Linked DNA regions of Mus musculus: region 2 is linked to region 1. Evidence: chromatin loops called from intact Hi-C (ENCODE). Cell type or tissue: gastrocnemius. All regions are shown on one strand. Each heading gives the region's core, and the rest is flanking DNA. Links, peaks and the distances in the headings are about the cores only. Region 1 holds the start of Gm35655 (a long non-coding RNA gene). Region 2 holds the start of Gm35546 (predicted gene, 35546).

What was found. A loop is a pair of places that touch in the nucleus more often than their neighbours do. Peaks named below come from ENCODE experiments on the same cell type or tissue, not always from the same donor. Only the 100,000 strongest peaks of a DNase experiment are listed, where the experiment ranks them.
Region 2: a loop joins it to region 1, with 4 times the contacts of the local background. A loop is called at or near these places in 3 of 42 quality-filtered maps.

The regions. Positions count from the first base shown.
Region 1 is chr1:186,694,544-186,703,238 of GRCm38, forward strand. All of the region lies in intron 1 of Tgfb2 (transforming growth factor, beta 2), which reads right to left. It overlaps Gm35655 (a long non-coding RNA gene), which reads left to right and starts at 6,413. Exons shown (of 2, transcript XR_373811.4): 1 at 6,413-8,688. In gastrocnemius, for the core only: a CTCF peak has its summit at 4,577; a DNase peak (open chromatin) is centred at 8,211; H3K4me3 peaks cover 1,465 bases; H3K27ac peaks cover 5,717 bases.
Region 2 is chr1:186,583,112-186,591,806 of GRCm38, forward strand. Gm35546 (predicted gene, 35546) reads left to right here and starts at 4,211. Exons shown (of 4, transcript NR_168305.1): 1 at 4,211-4,309; 2 at 5,887-6,476; 3 at 6,694-6,847. In gastrocnemius, for the core only: no CTCF peak of the experiment used is centred there; no DNase peak of the experiment used is centred there; H3K4me3 peaks cover 832 bases; H3K27ac peaks cover 4,783 bases.

The sequences.
Region 1 (8,695 bases), core at 404-8,403:
TGCAAAGATACACCAATGGAATCCCAAGAGACATCCCAGGGGGCAGTCCCTTCCATAAAAGCTCTTCCTCTGCAAAGAAATGGCCTTTATCTGGGATTGCTCCTTTCTTCTTCTGGCCCAGGGTCAGAGTACACTGTATGCAATTTTCAGGACTTTCTGAGCTAGCCTCTTAATTACAGAAATTCCTTATAAATCAAGTAGGGACAACTCCGGGGCGATCGTGAAGATGTCAAAGCAGAAGTGACAATGAGATAGAACTAGTGGATGAACGGTGGACAGCCCGAAGAAGAAGAAGAAGAAGAAGAAGAAGAAGAAGAAGAAGAAGAAGAAGAAGAAGAAGAAGAAGAAGGATTTCCCCCACGTGGAAAAATGACAAAGCTCTATGACATCTGGTGCAGACGCGATCATTGGCGATACACGTGGTCTGAGAAGCACTGAAATTACCAAGAAGGAAACCAGTCCAAAGCTTGGAAATGAAATTGCATTTCCCAGAAAACTCCCACTTATATTTTGGCAACAATAAATGTCCCAGTGCTGTTAAAATCTACCAGGAAAACCTCTACCCAGTTCTTTTAGCTGTTGCTGTTTTCAGGTGGAGTGTTTTGAGAGCTCCCCAGCCTGGGACCATGTCGGCCTGATGCTCAGAGCCCAGTGGTGCATTCTTGTTCACGGGACGGAATGAATGAGGTTTCCTATGGCAGCCTGAAGTTATGAATGGATGGTGATCCGTGAACTGGCTTGTTGGGACAGATGTGTTGTTTGTCAGTGTGCTGTGGGCAAGATGGGGAAGGCCACGTGAACAGAGCCAAGAACTCAGGCATTTTTCTTTTTCTTTCATGAGGCTGGAAAGGTCCTGTAGAACTTCCTGAAACAAACACCACCAGAGAGCAGATCTCACATAGCTACCCCATGACTGTGCGTTCAGATATGTGGAGTCTCCTCTTCAGGAACAACCTGGCTCCTAATTACCAGTGTGGAGAGAGCCAGGAAGGCCTGCGGCAGCAGAGACACTCTCCCTGGGAATGGGGGTGCATGGAGCCGGCTGGTGTGAAGGAAAACAGCTGCCTGCCGAGGGTTGGAAATGCATTCAAACTATTTTCAGATGGTTTGGGCTTCACAACATCCACAGAGTATTTCCCATCTGCCTTTGGTTTCTCAAGTCATTGTGGCTAAAGAAAAATCTAAGCCAAACATTTCTAACTTCTCAGGCCTAACAAGTCCAAGCGCTGCTTGAGAGACTGAAAGGGAAGGGAGCGGTCCACGGGGCAGGGTTTTCTCAGCTCCACGAAGCTTCTCCTCTTTCCAAAGGACCTAAATCCAGTCAATTTCCTCTTGAACAGAAGAGTTTTCTGGCACCAGTGGAGTGGTGTTCCCAAGCTGCCCCAAGAAAGTTAGGGCACAAATTCACAGAGGAAACATCATACAGTATACTGATAAGCATGACCCGAGGGCTCAGCATGGCTGGTCCCTTTGTCACTGGTTTGGATTGCTTTCTCAAATCACTTCAGGTGACTCCCAAGAAGTCCCTTGTACCCTCTCCTCCAGTTTCCTCCACCCTCTGGGGTCCTTCACTTGTTGAAGCCTCTGAACATAATTCAGAGCTGGGCCAGAGCTGGTCTCCAGTCAAAGTGAGTCTACCCAGCTTAACCACGGCTGTCTGACCTGGCTTGGCAGTGCTCTCTCCAATGCCCTGCTTCCTTTTACTCAATAGAGACTCACTGGAGCAGGGGATGGGGCATGGGAGAAAAGGGGGGAGGGGCGGGGGTTGAGACAGGGAACCACCATGAAGCCACGGTGAGAGGAAGCCACGGTGAGAGGAAGCCCTGAGAGCCAGAAGCAGTTGTGGTAGGTATCCTCACCCGTGCTACACCTACACCGTGGTTCAGAACACTAGTAACAGCTGTTACTGACTTCGTTCTTAACAAACTGAGAACGAAGCCCAGGCAGGCGATAAGCATGAACCCATGCTACAAGGCCAGAAACGGCACAGTTCTGAAAGCTTGTAGCAATGGGGCCATGTTAGACTCAGGGCAGGACCCTATGTTTACAAACTCCACCCCAACTCCCTCTGGTCCATCTCCTGCCACGCGTTCCTCTCTTGCTTCTACTTCTTATCGAGTTCTAAAGCGCAGGCTCGTTTTGCCATCCAGATGGGTTAACTTTCTCAAAGCATCCTAGAATGCTTGGGAGGGGTTGCAGTCCAGGTCAAAGCCAAGGACTTGATAAATCATAAGGTTTGTATCAATCAAGTGAACAGATGAAAGCTGAATAGGTTGAAGGGGAAAGAACTCCCTCCAGTTTTTTGCAGTCTTCAGAGATACTTTTGTTTCCCTAGGAAACGATTCTGAACTTGCAAATGCAGTGCTCCTCTGGAGGACAGAGTCATTCTCACAAGGATTCAGGTCAAGGAAAGTCACGCTGAGCTACCCACAGTGGCACACGCCGGTGGCTCCAGTACTCAGAAGGCAGAAGCAGTAAGATAAAGAGTTCAAGGCTAGCCTGGACTACATATCCCAAGGTCTGAGCTACATATGAAGACCCCATTTCTACCAAACAACAGGAAAGGCAATAGAGTCCGTTTCCTGGACTGTGTGTTAAGGCCACTTTGGAGGTTCAGTCATTCTCAGAAGGCAACACTCATTTGCTGAACATTTATTGAGCAAAGACAGTGTGCCAGGTTCTGTAGGGACAGAGAGAACCCGAGACATCTACAAATCCAACAGCACAAGACAGTGTAGGGAGGCAGAAATGAGAGTAAACCACAGGTCAGGATCTCGGGGTGCGCAAGAGCCAATCAAATGTATTCAGACAAAACAAAGGTGGTCTCTTACAGAGAAGCCATCTTCTTACTGCAACAACCCTCAAAATCCAGTTGAAGAAGCAACATCCACAGGACCCAGAGACATGAAAATCCATGGCCTGCGCATGGATAAAAGCCAAAAGAAAAGCTTGCCGGAAAGTAGTACTAACAGGTTGGTAACAGGCAGAGGCGGGGCAGGACAGGATGAAGGCAGAGCTGACCTTATAGGGTTTACAGAGCTAACTACTGAAGAGAGATGAACCTAAGAAGACATCAAAAGCCTCCTGGTGTAAGAGGTCACCTACCTTGCCATCCTTTCTCCTAAAGGTCATTTGAAGAATAATCAGAGTGAACCAGAGAACTGGACCCACTGGGTGGAACATCCATGGAAAGATGTGGGGATGCCAAGACATCCCAAGAACGCAGAAGTGGTTCCCTGGGACATCTCAGCTCATATAAGTACTGCTGAACCCATGCCATCTCATAACCAGTCATGCACTAGAATCTGCTGGAGTAGTCTTCCTTTCTGGTGGTGTGGTAGCAATGGTACATCTTAAAGTCAATGACATTTGCAATGCAACGAATAATGACTGCCATGCAGAGGCCTACTAAGTGCCAGAAGCTGCCCAGGGCTTCTTCACACATCAGACCTCTGCAATCTGCAGAAGTAGGTGGCCCGGTAGAAATCTGAAGGGCTGCCATATCCCCAAAACACAGCAGGGTACTAGATACGGATGGGCACGGTGGCCTGACCACCTACAGAGGGATACCCATCATCTCAAAGGGTGAGGGGCAATTTGGATTAAAAGCCAGGGGCTAAAGAGGGTATGATGTGGAGTCAAAGCCATCCGGCCAACACAGGAAGCCGGTGGCCAGAGTGCAGTCTAACACCCACTTCTGACTCTCAGAGGTTAGTAAAGAAAGAACCACCCAAGGCAGCTTGGGTTGGAGCAAGACACAGATGTCTTTTAAACAAAAGCTGCAAGAGAATCTTTTGGTCTAAACCTGACCTAGAACCTGACCTAGAACCTGACCTAGAGCCTGACCTAGAGCCTGACCTAGAGCCTGACCTAGAACCTGACCTAGAACCTGACCTAGAGCCTGACCTAGAGCCTGACCTAGAGCCTGACCTAGAACCCTATCATGTTATTAAATTTAAAATAAGTGCCCAGAGAACAATGAATTTATAAATACTATCTCTGGGTTAAATACTATCTCTGTTCAAAATATATTAAAGAGCAGAACACAAACACACCAGATGCTTTTAAAAAAATGACAACAGAAACATCTGTTTGTCTCAGCCAAAGCCACATTTCGTCAGGCTGCTGGGAATCTGCAAAGCGGATTCCTCACTGAGACCTAAGGACGGACCGGAAACGCGAGGAGACAGCAGCGGACAGGACTGCCCTGGGCAGGCACCTGCTTGCTGCCCACCTCTCTTGGGAATTTATGAAGAAGATGCCAGAGTCAGTGGGGAAGGATCTAGGCCAGGAACCCTTCCTTGCACACTTCTCCCCGGGCTCTTCCACCCTGCCTTCCCGAACCTTCCAAAATTACAGCTTCCAGTGTGTTGTAATCTCTGGGCAAAGACCCCGCAGTACTGACCTCCACAATTCTAACCCAGATTTGATGGGAGTTCAACGGTGAATCATTAGCCCTTTTCACATCTCCATTTCCTCTAGGAAAAACGATTTGTCATTCTTTCATATCTTTACACAGAAGGTGCCTGAGGAGGCTACATCTGCATCTCTCCACCATGGGGAAGACAACTTTCAAGACCTGCATTCCCTGGCCTTGACCACAGGAGGCGCTGTGGAGACGTGGGGGGAGGGTGTAGTTAAGCGAACCACATGCTCTTTAACCTTGGGGAACCCCTAGACTTTAAAACATGGGGGTCTACTCAAGAGAGGCAGCAGCAAAACCACCTCCCTGTTCCAGCTATAAACTGTGTTTTAATTTGATGCTTCACCTACTCACTTTGCAAAGTAAAAATGAAGGAGATCTGGAAGAAGGAGAGCGCAGAGGTGCTTGGGTGTAACCACAACGAGGCATTAATGGAGGGAATGAGAGAGTCAGCTCTGTTGTACATTAATAACTGCCATCATGGAAGTCAAGAGGTCCTAGCTAGTCTTCACTCACCAACCCCCCTTCCTGTCTCTGACTCACATTCATCTACGAACATACACAGAGAATCTTTTAGGAGAGAAGGCAAAAATACAGCTTTACAGTAAGGCTACGGGGCTGGATAGATGGCTCAGTAGTTAAGAGCTCCGGCTGCTCTTCTGAAGGTCCTGAGTTCAAGTCCCAGAAACCACATGGTGGCTCACAACCATCTGTAACAAGATCTGACTCCCTCTTCTGGTGTGTCTGAAGACAGCTACAGTGTACTTATATGTAATAATAAATAAATCTTTAAGAAAGGAGGAGGAGAAAGAACAAAATAAAAAAAAATAATAAATTAAGGCTACTACTGTGTTCTGCTAATATTCCACTTCATTAGGCCAGCAATCTGGATATATAGAAAGACAGCTTCATGAATTGAATACTAAGTCACATTCCTCAAAACCATGCTGACATTGGCATTCATTCTACATCCCGCAATTTCACTTGGAAATTACAGGAGGACCAGAGAGGGAGAATTGCTTAGCATTAAGTGTTTAGCCTTCATGTGAAAGAACTACCAAGGCTAACTCTTTGTGATGTTTCCACGCTGTGCACTTCAGCCCACCTGATTCAGAGATAGAACCAGCCGACATGGCAAGTCACTGTCTTTGCTTGCCCAGGCTGCAGATTCCACTCTTCATTAACACAAAGCTTATTCTATTTGAAAGGAAAATCCAAGATAATTCCTCGGGTTCTTTTTGTTTTCTATGTGCTGACTTGGCATTCCTGGTGAATGAGGGACCAACCCCATTACTGAAGGCAAATGAATGGGAATGTTGGTTGTTTCAAATGTAGGAGCTTCAATATCACAACAATAAAAAACATGTCATACAAAGTAGCCCAGTCCATATTCTATTCTGATTATTCTCTATTTGATGATTTTATTTTAATATCCTTTGATCATAAAGATATTTTGTTGTTGCTATTACTTTTTAAAATATTACTAGGAGTAGAATTCAGCAACCGAAGCTGCACACCAGGGAACTGTGGCTTCCCACCATGGGCAACATTGAAATTTGAGGCAGAATAATTCTCTGGCATATGGCGGAAGGGGTAGGCTGCCCTCTTCGTTATAATAGGATAGAAATATCCCTGGCTTCTATCTAATGAAGACCAGCAGAATCTCACCTCAAGACAGTGAAAAATATTTTCAGACATTTTCAGCTGTCACAGCAGAAGCCACACAGAGCAAGGGGAGGAGAGAGCAGGGCTCACTGTTGCCAGAGTTAGACCCACAACACTTCGCTGGGAAGAGAAGCAGAGAGGAGAGCCAAGCATGGCAGTGCACATAATCCCTGCACTAGGGTAGGTGAGGGCAGAGGACCATGAGTTTGAGGATGACCTAAACTATAAGACAAGTCTGAGAGCAGCTTCAGCTACAGTCTAAGACAGAATCTTAACAAACAGGTTTAGAATACAGATCAGTGATAGGAAGTATGTCTTTACATGGGAGAACCTCAGACTTAAAACAAAACAAACAAACAAAGAAATAAGTAAATAATGAAAAATAGACCAAAAAAAGAAAACAACTTCCCCTTTCCCCACTGGGTCTCTATTTGTTTTAATATCAATTTAGAGTCTTCTTAGAAAAAGAGTCACTTTTTCAGAATTTCTAAAGCCTTATACAGCGTCTTTTGAATAGCTGCACCTTGAACTTCAAAGGAATAGTCAAAGTGTTTGGTATCCACTAATTCCTGCAGGGCACAGGATCCGTAAACTCTAGCACAACTCCACTCTGAGTCTTAAACCAACAGTATGCGAAAAGATCAATATGCAGAAATTCAAAACTAATCAGATCCCTTCTTTAAATGTTGACACAGTATTATTTATACCCCCATAAATACATTCTTGGCTAAAATTCATACTAGAAGCTTGGCACCTGGCCAGTTCTATTAATATCTACTTATTTATACAGCACACTTGGCCAAGGATAATATTTAAGACAAAGTATGCCTGAGGGCATATACAATATCTCTTGTATTTTCGGTTTTCAATCTCCACATTGCTAAAAAGATTGAGTTTGAACTTTATAAAACGTCCCACCAAGGGCTATCAGCCGTCTGTAGTGATATATAGTCACCAAGCATAATTAGGGCATATTTGTAATACTTGAGTTGAAGTCACTCCCTGAACACTAATAAGTTGGTGGAAAAAAAAAAAAAAAGAGGCGGCGATCTTTCCCATGACTTCTCTATGGGCTTGTGACCCTCTTCAGATTCACTGCAAGATGTAACAGGCACATGCGCTCCCTGTATGCACCACAGTGGCATAGAAGCCAGCCAGCCCTGCTCCTCCAAATCTCCTTGCTTTAAATACAATGGAATGATTCTCTCTCCCTCTCCCTCTCCCTCTCCCTCTCCCTCTCCCTCTCCCTCTCCCTCTCCCTCTCCCTCTCCCTCTCCCTCTCCCTCTCCCTCTCCCTCTCCCTCTCCCTCTCCCTCTCCCTCTCCCTCTCCCTCTCCCTCTCCCTCTCTCTTCTGGAAGAACTCCCTATATCTAGAAAGTCCTGGAAAATCAGTTAACCTACTTTCTATAACATTATCCATAGCCCCTGCTCAGTTGTGTTGAATCCGCTGCTATTAATATACCTTTCTACTCCTAAGCTTCTACACTGAACACAATCTTCTTAAATCTCTAGTTTTCACGTAAAAATGATAGTACATGTGTGTATGTGTGTGTGTGTGTGTGTGTGTGTGTGTATAGTATGTGTGTGTGTGTATGTATAGTGTGTGTGTGTGTGTAAGCATACTTAGGTTTTCATTTAATCGGAGGTTCAGGAGTGGGATACAGAAGAGTCCACATATCGATGTTATTGATACCCTCACATCCTCCATAAAACCTGGGCGGTTCTTCTAACCTGCTCATGACCTTGGTTCTGGGGTTGTCCCTTCTCTGCTCACCTTCATCCATTGGACTGAAGCACTTCCCCTGGTGGCCTGCTCCCTGCACACCTATGCAATGTGAGATTGGATCTTTGTCCTCTTTGCAGACTTCCTGACAGCTAATCTGAGCTTTGGCATGTAAACACCGAAGAAGGAGTTATTCAGCCCCGGATCACATGCCTGTCTGTCAGCCCAAACATCTGCAGAATCAACACACGTATGTGGGAGAAAACTAACTGAGTCAAGCCGTCCCTCAGCCCCAGTGGCTCTGGACTAATTACAATGAACTCCCTTCCCTAGCATCACTGTGGCTCCACCCCAGATAGAAATCCTTATTTCCCAGGAGCAATAAACAGGGCGGACTGTACGCATCCACTGTAGTGGATAGGGCCGTAACTATAATAATAAAACCGTCCTGCTGGCCAGGGTTCCCTGCATCTGTTACGGCACTAAACAACAAGAGAACACTACAGGGTAAGAGAAGTGACCAGAAAGAGTGTGGTTAGACACATGGGTAGACCAACGCTCTGAGGGCACCAAGTGCAAGACGCGGCAAGTCAGACAGCTATGGCTCGTCAAACTAAAAATAAATATTAGGAGAGAAAAGCACCTCCCTGCAATTCTGACTTCTGGGATAAAATTACCAAGATGGCTGCGTTATCTATTTAGGCAAGACACAGAGACTTCACAAAGGCAGCCAGCAAGGATATAGGGCATGAAAGGGGAGGAGAGAACAGAGCAGCCAATGAGAAGTTTACGACAGGGACTTGGAACACAGGGATGCTGAAGTTTTTTTTTTTTCTCTTTCTTTTAGTGTTTCTTCCTGGTGCTTAACCCTCTCAGGTATCAC
Region 2 (8,695 bases), core at 208-8,207, 110 kb before region 1:
ATGCAAAGATGAATGAAGATTGGCCCCTTGGATCCAGGAGTCCATAAAATAATGGATAAGGTATAGTTGAAAGTAGAAATTCAAGGCGGAGTGCAGCAAATGAGGAGCTGGCCACATCACCCGGCTGTGGACACACAGCAGGCCGACCCTTGGGAGCTGGAGCAATGGATTCTTCCATTGGGTACCCTTTCTGTGTTTCTGAAGGAACGGAGCTTCTGGCGCCATTGACTGAATCCATGGGAAAGGAAATGAGGTCTGCCACTTTAACTTAAAAGGCAGCAACTGGAATACCAGGTAGAGAACCGAAGAACAGGTAGAGAGAGCAGACACCATTGAAGGAAATGAATCAGTAAGGGAGAAGAAGATCGAAGCAGAAAAGACCCTCAGCAAGCACACTTTCTGTGGGAGAAAGGGGGCTGCTTCTGTCTGCCTCCCCAGGAAGGAAGGGTTTCTGCATCACACTTATCACAAGAGGCTCTGTGAAAAACTGTACTAGCAGCAAAATCTGTCTGTCTGTCTGTCTGACTGCCTGCCTCTGCCCCAATCCCTCCCTCTCTCTCTCTCTCTCTCTCTCTCTCTCTCTCTCTCTCTCTCTGTCTCTCTCTCTCTCTCTCTCTCTCATACACACACACAAGCACACACTTGATTCCATTTCCATAAGCTATTTTTTTAACTAAAAAGTTAAGCTATTTGTTTAATCAAGGCCAGATTTGTGAAGTGACTTCAGATGCATTGCACAGAGTCCACATGGACAGACAAGATTAGCCCTAAATTAGGAGGAAGGTGGGCTACTCTTCTTACTCAAGGCCCCTTTGGGATGAGGAAGTCAAGTGATGAGAACCAGGAACCACTGTCAATTATTCTGAGAAACCATGAAGAGTATGCAAGGTGACAGAAACTTGAGAAGGCAAACTGTGGCTCTGAACCAAGTTCACTCTGACCTCTCTGAATTAAGCAAGACATGTTAAACTTGCTTCCTGTTCTGACAGCTGAGAACTGGGTTGGCTAGGACAGTTGTCAAGGTGAGTCATGATGCCCTGTAGGGCAAGCAGGGGAATGTGAGCTGCAGTGACCCCTTGGTTGGTGACTTTGAACTGGTGGAATGACTGTGACCTACAATGGGATGACTCTGAGGGGCCCAGAACATTGACTGAGCACTGCCCCAGCAAGCTTGGTCCTCTACTGTGCCACATTGGATCAACATATTTAATCCCAGAATGAAATGGAATATTGGTGCCTTGCAAACTTCATACATACAAGTGAGTGGAGAGAATATTATTCCAAAGGGAATTTGTCCCTTAAGATATGGCCCATCTAGATGGGTGAAACACCATTGCCCAGAATAGACTAGACTATTCTGGAGCTGATGTTTTAAATATAGTCAGAAGTAAAGCATAGAGAAATGTTTGAAGGAAAGAGTTGTCAGAAAGGGGGACGAGGATTAAGGAAGGACATTGAAGGTGACAGCTGGAGATGACACTGTGTGGGTGGATATGTTCTAATGGTGATATCTCTGTGTAGGAGTGTCACAGTAAAACACGCTAATCTGTACAATCAATATGGCTGGGTAATCATTTCTAAATTTTTGAAAAGTAAAAGAACACTCAATGGCTACTAAAACAGAGGCCCATGGCTGGTTCCTACACAGGGAGTAAAGAACTACAGAATCCATCATTCTAAATGAGACAACTGCCTCATGCTCCCTCCTTCCAAGGTAGGCAAATGCAGCAGCTTTCTCCTGGGATCTCTTTGTGCCTAAGCTGCTGCAGAAAGGTGACATCTACTGGGAGCAGGGAGAAAGCTGGAGGGTGGGGGGAGATCTCCTCTCTCTCTCTCTCTCTCTCTCTCTCTCTCCACTCATCCTTTTTGTTGGCTTATCCTACCCCAAGGCATGTTTTTTAGTTGATTCCAGATCCAATGGAGTTGACAATCAAGAGTAACCATCACAAAGAGAATGGATAAAAGCAAAGAGGTATAAGTCGCAATTGTAGTACACTATAAGGAAGCACTCTTGGCATCTATAACAGTCTAAATGTGTACTGGCTCTCTGACAGACTAGGGGGTCTTTGGAACAAGTCATATTTTTAAGCCTATATAAAACTATGCTGGTTAGTCCAAGAGCCATTAGTAATGTGTGGCAAACAAGCCCATGAAGTGTGGATGGTCTGCACCAAAGAAAATTCCAACTCTTTCTTTTTTTTCTCTCTCTTTTCATTTTTTATGTGTCTGTATATGTGGTATGCATGTGGGTATGTCTATATATGCATGTATAGCACATGCATTTGTGTGGGTGCACATGTATGTAGTGCCTGTGGTGGTGGTGGGGGGGGGCAAGACTGATTTTAGGAATCCATCCATCTTCTACCTTATTTACTGAGGCAGAGTCAATTAAACCCAGAGTTTGACAATGTGGCTGGTCTCCCTAGCCAGCTTTCTCTCTACCTTCTAAGACTAGAAGTACAGTGAGGGATGTCACACTCACCTGACATGTATAGAGTGAGAAGTTCCTGTCCTTGCATTCATGCGTCAAAAGCTTTAACTACTGAGCCCCCTCCCCAGCCCTTGCTTCCCTGGCTTACTGCAGCCACTAGACAGAGGTGGGCTGCATTTCCAGCTCACATTCCCTCGGGTTGTCAGTAATAATGTAAGAAGAGAGGCTGACCATGGGCAGTCTCCAGCTGCTGAGCTGTGGGCTGGCAGCTGAGCTTCACCTCCTCAGACTCCAGCTTTCCTACTGTAGCTAAAAGAATTGCCAGTGGGAACTTGCAAATAATGTCTTAATTGTTAGATGTGGGTGCCTGTTTAGGGACTACCCCACAGTTGTTTTAAGAGGCCTGCCTAGGTTAAGGCCATTTATGGAAGGAGCTAAATGGCAGTGACTCATTCCACAAGTATCTCTGGAATTTTCTGAGAAAGTACCATCATGTTGATCAACATTAGCTAACATGGACTCTTGTTAGTTTTGTTTTGTTCTGGGTTTTGTTTTGTTTTGTTTTGTTTTGTTTTGTTTTGTTTTGTTTTAAACAGAACCATACAGCTCAGGTTGTCCTCAAACTCAAAACATAGCTGAAGATGACCTTGAATTCTTGATCTTCTGCCTCTTCCTCTAGTGGTCTGGGGTATAGGCGTATGCTGCCATACCCAGCTTCATACAGGGTCTTAAATTAACTGATCAATTTCCTCTTAAATAGGCACAGTGACAATTGTGCTCAAGAATACTTTAAGTGTGGGGGCTAGATCTTCAGCACTGTTATCCCAGAATAGAACACCCTAATTATTATTTCTTACAGCATTATAGGTCTAGATATAAGCAAGGCAACTCAACACTGTATCTTAAGTGGTCTTAAGAAGACCAAAATGGGCAAATGTAATCCGTGTTCCTAAAACCTTGACAATGACAGATCCAACCATCTCTTTAACTACATGGTCATCATCACTCTGAAATCAGTTCACCAGTCCTCACTTTCGAAGCACAACCTTTGTAGAAGGAGGAAACTGTTAGGTGTGGGGGGGGGGGGGGTAGATGTAGCATACATACATGGCTGCCTGTCACGGTGCAGCACGTTGTTTTCAGAGAGGAACTGCTTTGCAGGGAAGCCCTGCAGACGACAAGAAGTTATCCCTGCAGATAATTCCTTCCCTTCCTCCCTTTAGAAGGTACATGCCCTTCAAAGAAGGCATACATACACTGTTAGCAAAGTCCAGAATCTTGGGATAAGATAGCTGGCTAATCTTAGGATAAGATAGCTGGCTATGCCACCCTGAAGCCTTTCCTGACAGCAGTCCTGATCTTTCACCTGTCCCCTACTACCTAGAAACCTTGAATAGCATGCCGGAAGGGTTTAGTCATCTCTGGGAGAGAGGGAACGCTTAGGGGGCGGAGGTGGTAAAAATAATGCTTAGCTGGAAAGATCTACTGATGTCAGTGACTATGGATTTAGGAATGCTGGTGAAATTCCACGCTCCCCACATTCTGCAGCGACCATCTATGTCCTTCTTGTGGCTACTGTTCTAGCAGCTTGCAACTTGATAGAAAGCTGGTGATGGGCCTGTGAGAGGCAAAGGACACCAGTGATTAAGACTAGCCAGGAAGCATGACGTAAGGGCATCTCCATTTCAGACCGGGGAGAACACAGCAAGGCTCTGCCTCATGGATCATAGATAAAAATAGCTACTGTCTGCTGGTGCCAGGTACTTTTCATGATCTGTCACTGAGAGCTCACAGCCAATTTCATGAGACGGTGCTACATTATCGTGCCTTCTTGCATGAGGAATTCAAGGCCACATGCGGTTTCGTCACTTGTCAAAGGTTAGTGTTGCTGAGGTTAGAACTGGGTCCCACTTTGATCTGATTCCAAAGCCTGATCCCTTAACTAGTGTGTGGAGCTGACTGCAGGGAGACTGCTACACCCAGGAAGAGCTGCAGCTGTCTCAGGTGAGCTTTGGTTAGACCTCATGAAACTGACCCTCTGGAGGGAAAGTGGGTGCTTCCCACAGTGCATGGGTAGGAGGAGGTGGGGCACTTGGAGGGGTGAAGGGGCCAGGACAAGGTTCCATGTGCTGCTAGAGTATGAAGTGGCCCTGGTGATAAAGGCTCTTGCTTTAAAGAATGCTGTGGGTGTCACAGCTGTGTGCCCACTCAGTATAGCAACTAAGGAAAAAGTCACCTAAAATTAGACCTGAGTATTATTAGAGGTACAAATTCAGTAATTACCCACTCTCTAATTCCTGCCGGAAATAAGTAAAGCAAAGCCTGTTGCTTTTCACTATGACTTGTGCCCTAATCATGATATCATTCCCATTGAACTTGAACTGGCTATCTTTGTTTTCAGGTCTCAATTAGGTCACAAAATCCATGCTCACTTAGAGAGCAAGAAAAAAATGGATACATACACACACACACACACACACACACACACACACACACACACACAAGTTACTGACCACTGGCATCTCATCCCAATGATGCTGGATGGGAAATAACAGAAACCAAACAGGGACAATGGTAGTGTTTCTTTCTCAGAGATAATCAGGGAATATGCTAGAAAGGTGGACTGACCTATGAAGGGAAAAGAAGAAGAAAAGAAGGTAAAGGCTGATTCATCTCTGAAGGAGGTTGGAAAAGAATGTAGTTTGACTGGAGATGGCAAAGAAGAGCAAGAGTTAGGCTGAGGGAACTCAGAGCATTGGCTGTCAGCTCCAGGCCATTCCAGTGCCCTGGGAAGGAAAGGCAAGGGACTAAAGAAGAGGCATACTGTTGGGTTGCTACCAAGTGTAAGCAAGAATTGGCTGCCTTAAAAAGTGAAGCCTTCCGACCTAGATGGTTCTAGTCACAGTGACAGCATAGGTCTGATTCAGCCTGCTCAAGGCTAGGGCAGGCTACAGCGTTCTGTGTCCATGAGAGGACACAATGCTACCTTAGAAAATAGCTATAGACTGTTAACAAGCCAAAGGGCACTGACTTGTGATATAAATATATATATAATACATATATGTGTATTAATTATAATCATATTATATAACACAAAACTATATACAGTTTATAGTTATATAGTTATATATACAGTTCTAATTATATACATAGTTATAATTTTATAGTTATAGTTATAAGCACTGTTATGGGGAAAATGCAGGACAGAAGGGACAGAAGTCAAGGAGGAAAGGCAGGAAGGCAGGAACAGGCTGGTGGTTGAATGCCAAGAAAGCATGCCCCTAATTTTGAAGCGTTTATGCTGGCATAACCTTTACTCTTTAGTCTATCAGGAACGGCCAAATAACAAAAGTTGTAATAAGCGTGAAACTGTTCCATGTGGCTAAATTATCCAGTGGTAACGGGGAAGGAAAGGTGAGAGCATGTTGTGATCGTCAATTTGGATTTTCTACCAGATCTTAAAACCATTCATCGGGAGAACTAGGAAAGGACACCTCTGGGCCTGCCTGTGAGCTGCTGCTAGAGAAGATTAGCCGAGAACTGAGTGAATGAGAGCCACCTTGAGAGGAGTGCCATCTAACAGGCTGGAGGTCCGGGTGACGTGAGAAAGTAGAAAGGGGAAGCAAGCCCTGGATTATGAGTTTCTTCCCCAGTGGGTGTGGTTTGATGCTGCCGATTCAGATGAACATCACACTCCAGCATCACACTCCAGCTTCTTCAGCCTTTGACAGACCTGCAGCAGTGAGATGCAAGGACCTTGGAGGCCCTCACCCTCAGACCCAGGACAACCGTTGGCTTCTCAGTCTCTGTTCTCACAAGCATCTTGTTCTGCGTTCCCTAGCTGACACCCAGCTCTCCAATCTACAGAGGACTGCTGTGGCCCCACAGAGTACTCCAGACTATTAGCTTCCTCTTGTTATTGTATATATTCCTTACCCTTAATGGTCCCAATACAAGGGTGAATTATCACTCTTCTCAGATCTGTCACCATCAATCCAATAATGAAGAGAACCATTTTCATCTGAATAAGCAATTAACCTCCAAGGTAGGATGGCTCAGTGAGAGTGCGGTCCTATGCAACTACCAAATTCTATTGAGTTAAACATTGTGCCTGCTCTTGCCAAGGAGTAATCTACCAAAACACAAAGGCATTATTTAAGTGCTACTCATAAAGAGAAAAATAATTCTATATTTAATATCATCTAAAGGCATTTGGCTTATTATACAAGCATTAATCAACTGTTACTATTATTTATTAATAGTGGCAGCGTGGAACCAAGGTCTACAGTGGCTGCTGAGGTCAGACTTGAAGAAATGACTCACATGCAAGGCTGATCTACATAAGTAGCCTGTGCTAAGACTGCCATCTGGTAGAACAATCTACATCACACGACTCCACGTTTCCTGTTACCCAAGGTAAGTACATTTCAAGCATGAGGGAAAACTTTATCAAGTTTCTCTAAGTCCCTTTACTTCGACACTAAAGTGGCTTACACAGGGAGGAGGGGAAGGGAAAGTACGAGGTGCAGGCTACTCTCTCATCTCCCCAGATTCCCTCTTCACAGAAGAGAAAGACTTTCTTAGCCATTATCACTCCTGTCATTGAGTCTGTCAAATTTGCCTACTTGCCCTTTAACAATGCTCTTCAGGCAACAGAACAGGGATTTGAGATACCATTGAAAATGGATGTATTCATTTGAGTTTCTCCCACCCCGCCTCCTACTACTTTCCCTCTCTTTCTCTATGTATTTTTCTTCCGTGTGTGTGTGTGTGTGTGTGTGTGTGTGTGTGTGTGTGTGTGTGTCTTCCATGCAGAATTGAGTGTGTGTCACCAAGTCTATGCAAGCGAAGCCATATACCCTAAGCATCTCTCTGTTTTGTACTAAGGACCTGGCATCTGAGATAATTCTAACATGAAACTGGCATTTTCAGTTTGCTCCTGTCGTAAGTAGAGCCTGCCATGAATCCTATCTCAGGCAGGTAAGAAGCCCGCTACCCCCGACACCCACCACCCACCTGCACGAGGCACCCTGGTACATCACCTAACCCTCCATTTCTCTCTGTGGAGATTCCAGGTCCACCCATCCACGAGTCCTCCAAAGGGGTTTTCAGAACATAGGACAAGCCAACATTTCTACTTAGTTCAGAGTCTTTTTTGATGTTTGATTTTCTTCAGACTTTTACAAATTTGGAATTTTGTAATTTAGATTTTAAAAATTATTTTGAACTATAAAATTTATATTATAATTTAGCTAAGTAACAGATATCACTGTCCCTTTTCTATTTGTAAGAAAATGTTGTCCTATACAAATTTAAAGGAAACTTTACTAGGCCCGGGAAGAAGAGCAAACTGCTGATTTAGTAACTGTGCTAATTAGCAATGACAGTGCTCACTACTAGAAATGCAAATCCCGTAACACCATCAGCATTGACCCAGGGTGTCTGTCTGTGAAAATTTTGATATGTTAAGCAAAGAGGTAAAGGAAAAGATATAACATGGGAGTTGATATGTAAGAGAAAAGGCAGATGGAGCTTGGGTCTAGAGTTGGCTAACATTCATAATGACCCAAGTTTAATCCCATGCACCAATTTTTATTAAAATGAGCCAAAAAATAGTGGGGAAGAAGAAGAAAAAGAAAGAGGAGGAGGAGGAAGAGGAGGCAGCAACCTTGGTTTAGACACATTTGTCTATGACACATTTAAAGCTAAAGGCAGATAGTAACTTAGTAAGTTAGGGGTCAACTGGAGAAAATCACAGAGTGCCATTCATATTTGATGTTGTATGATTATGGTAGCTAGGAAATACAGCATCTGAAACCAAGCCTGAAGTCACAGTAGCAGGCTTTAGCCTCCAGGGCTGCATACATTTTTCAGAGGGGCTGCTATGCTTTGCTTCAGTGGTGCACCTCAACCTGCCCACATGACACTGTCTACTTCATTGGAATGAAATTATTAGCATGTCTGTTTCCACGGAAACCAAGACTGCTAGACCAACAAAGTAGAGACACCAAGCAGACTTCAGTAGCTTATTACTAGAAGCTAATTGCATCTCTCTCTCTGTCTCTCTCTGTCTCTCTCTCTGTCTCTCTCTCTGTCTCTCTCTCTGTCTCTCTCTCTCTCTCTCTCTCTCTCTCTCTCTCTCTCTCTCTCTCTCTCTCTGTGTGTGTGTGTGTGTGCGTGCTTGCATGTGCATATGCCTATGTATGCTACTGTGGAGGTCAGAGATTGACAGTGAGGGTTGTTATTGCTCTCCACCTTACTTTT